Linked DNA regions of Homo sapiens: region 2 is linked to region 1. A link is an interaction called in ENCODE POLR2A ChIA-PET data of the cell type or tissue named here. Cell type or tissue: OCI-LY7. All regions are shown on one strand.

Region 1 (2,500 bases):
CACGTGGCACCATGGAGAAGGGTGGTCTTCCATTATCTCCTTCTCTTTCTTGGGGCAAGGCGAGGCATGTGATTGTCCCCATCTGGAGCTTGGCCAAGCCAGAGCAGGGGATGTGACAGAGCCCTCAGCATGGTGACATCCCGGAGTTTTGACTATGGGGCTGCAATAGCCACAAGTGCACTGGTGTGCCATGCGGATGTTTCACCTTCGGGGTCTGCCTGGGATGAGCTGCCATCCCCCCTTCTTTGCTGCTGAGGCAGTCAGACCTGAATTGTCTCCACCCCACTGCCAGCTTCACTGAGGAGGAAAGAGAAAGAAAAGGAATGCCGAGGCCCCCAGACAGGAGGCCAAAGATACACAGCCCTCTGGGAAAGGGGGAGGTGGATGCCCAGAGGTGAGGAGTGCTGGCCTGGGGGACTCCTTCGGGGGGCTCCGGGGCTGGCTAGCTGCGGGTGCTGGGCCCAGCCCTGGGCTTGTGTGCCCATAGGGACTGTACCTTCCACATGAGGGGACGTGACCAAGCGGCTGCAACCACACACCTCCCGGCCGGGGCTCGACAGAGCAAGAGGGTCATGAGTATTTCTCACAGAAGGTGAAGTGTGCAGACACAGTGCCATCTGTGGCCTGCACGCTCTCCGGGCCCCTCCAAGCCACCCCCTCCGTCCTTTCTCAGGCCGGGTCCACCCTAGAAACCCAGTGTGTTGGCAGCAGTTTGCCCCAGATGGTCCCTGCTGCTCCCAGCACCTCAGCTCACCCGGCCATGCCCCAGCCTCCAGTGCACTTCATCACCTGCCCTAGAAGCAAGATGCTGAGACCTCGAAGACTGCACTCAGACCCTCAGAGCAAAATATTCGCAACTAATGTGCCAGCAAATTTCCCAAAGCCAAGTAAAACTTAGGATCCAGCAACCCTCCAGTGAGTCCCGAGCAAGGGGCTCGATGATGTGGTTTTGCTCTCCCTCTCCTCAGGCCACTCTGGGCAGGCAGTTTGTCACCGGGAGAGATGACTGCCCCCCCTCACTGGAGCAGGACTGGTGACCACACTGGCAGCCAGATGTTGGCCCAGCGTCGTAAATGATGCAGGACGGCTTATCGGCCACAGGAAGCCAGAGAGCCAGGCTGCAGCCACACAGAGTGAAGAAACAGGCTTGTGGGAGAGGAAGCTGCCCAGCCTCGGTTATGCAAAGTATACGGGGGTGCGGGGTGGGGAGCGGGGGGGCTCTTCCTCTATTACATAATTATCTCTGCATCCCTGCTGGAGGGAGGCTTGCACCTCAGCTGCACTTCCGAGTCACTTGGGGTGTCGAGTGCCACCCTAGGGATTCTGGCACAGTTGGTCTGCAGCATGACCTGGGCAGGAGGGTTTTTTAAAGCCCTCTGGATGATTCTAGGAGCAGCCAATGTTATAAACACAGGCTCCAGATTTAGAACACAGGCTCAGGTTCAGGAGCAGAGCTTCAGCCTACAGGTCCTGAGGGATCCCACCCAACTGCGAGGATCACAGAGACTAAGCTGTGAATAGTGCCCTGGAGTTGTGCAGTTTACAGCCTGTGCAACTGGACACAGCCGACCTGATGGGGGGCAGGGGAGAAAGTGAGCATCCAAACTACTTTGTTGGTGAAGAATGACATGGAGGTGCAGGTTCAGACCCCAGTGCTGCCACCTGTTCAGGGAATTTGTACTCGGTGCCTCCTGTGTACGGGCACTATGTACCCAACCTGAGTCATGCAGATGATATTTATGGGAGGGAGACAGAGAGAAAACAAATAATCCCGCACACAAATATATAATGACACATTTAGTAAAAACAGGCGGCAGGAAAGAGCAAGGGAAGTGTGGTGGGCAGAATAATGCCCTCACCCCAGTCTTAGAACCTGTAACTACTCTAGGCTGCTCGGCGAAGGGGAATTTGGGCAGCAGATGGAACAGAGGTTGTGAATCAGCTGGCCTGGAGATGGGGAGATCATCCTGGACCATTGGAGAGGGCCCAGTGTCCTCACAGGAACCCTTCAAAGTGCAAGAGGGAATGGGAAGAGGGGCGGCAGAGGGAAGACTCACCCCGAGGCTGCTGCCTTGGAAAGGGAGGAACCGAGGACCTGAATCCTGCCAACCACCCCAATGAGCGGGAAACAGGTGCTCCTTTGAGCTTCCAGAAAGGGGCACAGTCTGCTGACACCTTGACTTGGGCTCACTGAGACCCTGGACAGAGGGTCAGTGGAGCCCACCCAGACGCCTGACTTAAGGAGCAGGTGAACTAATCAAGAGGTACTTCAGGCCATGGCACTGGGGGTCACGTGTGATACTAGCAAACAGAAAACACACAGTCAAAGCCTCAAGCGAGAGTATGGTCTAGTTTGGGGGTAAGAGAAGCCTTCCTGAAGAAATGGCATTTGGGGTAAGACCAAGAGGAAGAAGAGAAATGAACTTGGCAAAGTAGGGAGGCAGAGAGAAAAAAGCGGGCCAGGGCCCTGGGCAGGAAGAAACCCACTGTGAGCAAGGGA
Region 2 (2,500 bases), 600 kb after region 1:
CCATTCCAGCTGGGACTCAGGGGTCAGTGGAGACTGTGTGTGTCACTAGCCTCAGGAGCTGTGGGGTTCCCAACAAGCATGATCAACAGAGCATCCTCTGGACCCAGTCTAACCCCAGGCACCTCCTCAACAAACGCCCAAAGACCAGGAGCACCTAGGAAGAGTGCAGAGGGGTGCTGAAGCAGGCATCAGGCCTCCAGGAGGCATCTTCACTGCAACTTAGACCAGGAGGATTTCAGGAGCCTCTCCTGGGAAATCACCAGGGGTCTCCTTAAAAGGTGCTAAACCTTACATTGCAACTTCTAGAGTCTGTGAATTTGGCCTTGGAGAAGGGCCATGGTTGCAGAGAGACCAGATACCAAGCACTCTAGAGAAAGAAATAGAAACAACAAAAAACACAATGACATTTGTTAGTTTAACACCATGGGGCATTTTTCAGGTTCCAGAGCGTTGGGAAGACCTATACATTGCCAGAAGCTACAAACTGCCTTCCACATTCCACTCTGAGGATGTAGCTGGGATGGATCTGGCCAGGGCTGGGGGGCTGTATATGTGCCTCTCCTTTGGCCAAACCCAGATCTTTCCAGGAGGCAGGATATAGTAACCAGGCTCCGGAGTCAGCCAGATGAGGGTGTAAACCCAAGCTTCACCATCGACTTCCTAGTGGTGTGGACTTGGCAAATTATTTAGCCTCTGGAAGCTTACGTACCCCCAGGTGTAAAATGGAGCATAGCGTGGTCATGAAGATGCAGCAAGCCGAAGATGTCTCTCAGCCCAGTGTCTGACACAGGAGGCGGCTGATCATTGCTGGTCATTGTTCATGCTGGCTGAGGTTTCTCTCTGTCCACCCCTTTCCTGGGCTAAGAGGCCCCTGGTAGCATTCACAATTGGTTATAAGACATTTATGTTATTCTAAAGATGGATGTTTTCCATTTCCCACTTCCTACCTCTTCCCTTCAAATCTGCAGCTTTTGCAAAAACTCAATGTTATTATCATGAACATTGCCAACTAGAGTTTTAGGATGTAAAAAAACCGAACTAAGTGAACGTGGGCAAAGGAGGGAAACTTCTCCCTGAAAGATAGAACTGTTCAGAGAAAATTTTGGAAGCTTAACTTTATTCCTAATTGAGGCAGAATTTTCTCAGCTTCGCAGATATGTATCAAATAATTATAGCTCAACTGCTATAATTCAGCACCTGGGCTATGGTGAAATTATTTTTTATGCATCACTTGAGCTGTTTGATGTTTGATTTATGCCTGGATGTCAAGGCACTAAACAGAGATCTAACACAGCGTCCCTAAGGCAGCTGCTATTGCCAAGTTGAGGGGGGTTGGTGTGTTAGAGACTAGAGATCACTTACCAGTGGCATGACCAACCACACCAACTATCCTAGCTGCCTGGAACCAAGGAGTTTCCTGGGATGCAGGACTTTCAGTACTAAAACTGGGGAAGTTCCCGGGTAAACCACAATGCATCTGTCACCCAACTTACCAAATATGTAGTCTGGCCTTTTTCGAAACAAGCAAAACCATATGTTAATCAGGGCAACAATGCACCCTACTAAAAAGCTGGATTTCCCAGCTTATCTTGCTGCTAGAAATGGTCATGTGATACAGTTCTGGCCAGAGATATGAGTAGATGTCCCAAACGGAGCTTCTGAGGAAGCTCTTTAAAGGGGGATAATTCAGCAGGTGCCTCTCCTCTTTGACCTTCCACTTCCTTGTGTTCTCACCTAGAATGAGGGTATGATGACTGGAGCTGCTGCTGCCATCTTGGGACGATGAGGTGACCTTGAGTGTGGGTATTATGCCTCTAGGATAGCAGGACAGAAAGCAAGGAGCTCAGGTCCTTGATAGTATTAAGAAGCCACCTTCCAGTCCTGGCCTTTTCCTTTTACGTCATTTCTTTAAGCCACTCTTTTACAGGCTTCTGTTCACAGCAGCCAAATCTGTAAAGTGACCAACTATCCTGGCTTGCCTGCGATTGTCCCAGTTTTAGCACCAAAACCCCTCAACACCTGGCAAACCAGGACAGTTGGTTACCCCAGAATGCGATTCCTAACACATACAGTTAGGATTTGAGGACTGGGTGGATTCATGTGGGAGGAAGTTTCTAAGGAAAAGCTGATCCTGAGGAGGCCCATGGATGTGACAGGATGGGATGCCACCTCTCCTGCCCTCACCAAAGGGGCTACAGGCCAGGCCATAGAGAACACGCATTGCTCTGTGCTGGTATAAAAATAAACATCATGAGCAAGTGCAGCCTCTGACAGGTAGACAGCAGTTACTCAGCACGAAGCACCTGGAAAGCAGGGTACAAGACCGTCAGTCTCCTTCCCTCCCTGAACAAATGGTTTTCGAACATCTGCTATGTGCCAAGCATGGTGCTTAGCTCTGGAAACAGAGTGGGATGTGAAAAAATCAATGCTTCTTACCCTTCTTGGGGAGACAGACAATGAAAGATCAATAAGTAAATATATAGGTAATTGCAACTAGAAT

The links. Peaks named below come from ENCODE experiments on the same cell type or tissue, not always from the same donor. Only the 100,000 strongest peaks of a DNase experiment are listed, where the experiment ranks them.
Region 2: POLR2A ChIA-PET joins it to region 1 with 7 read pairs; 1 of 35 experiments calls an interaction of 5 or more read pairs at or near these places.

Annotation. Positions count from the first base shown.
Region 1 is chr20:57,449,213-57,451,712 of GRCh38, reverse strand. No RefSeq gene overlaps it. Among named protein-coding and RNA genes, the nearest start is that of RBM38-AS1, 57 kb to the right of the region's middle. RefSeq lists enhancers at 1-232, 737-1,026. In OCI-LY7, a CTCF peak has its summit at 1,638; DNase peaks (open chromatin) are centred at 652 and 1,142; H3K4me3 peaks cover 1,902 bases; H3K27ac peaks cover 2,176 bases.
Region 2 is chr20:56,844,663-56,847,162 of GRCh38, reverse strand. No RefSeq gene overlaps it. Among named protein-coding and RNA genes, the nearest start is that of TFAP2C, 220 kb to the right of the region's middle. In OCI-LY7, no CTCF peak of the experiment used is centred here; DNase peaks (open chromatin) are centred at 782, 1,282 and 2,351; H3K4me3 peaks cover 2,086 bases; H3K27ac peaks cover 2,500 bases.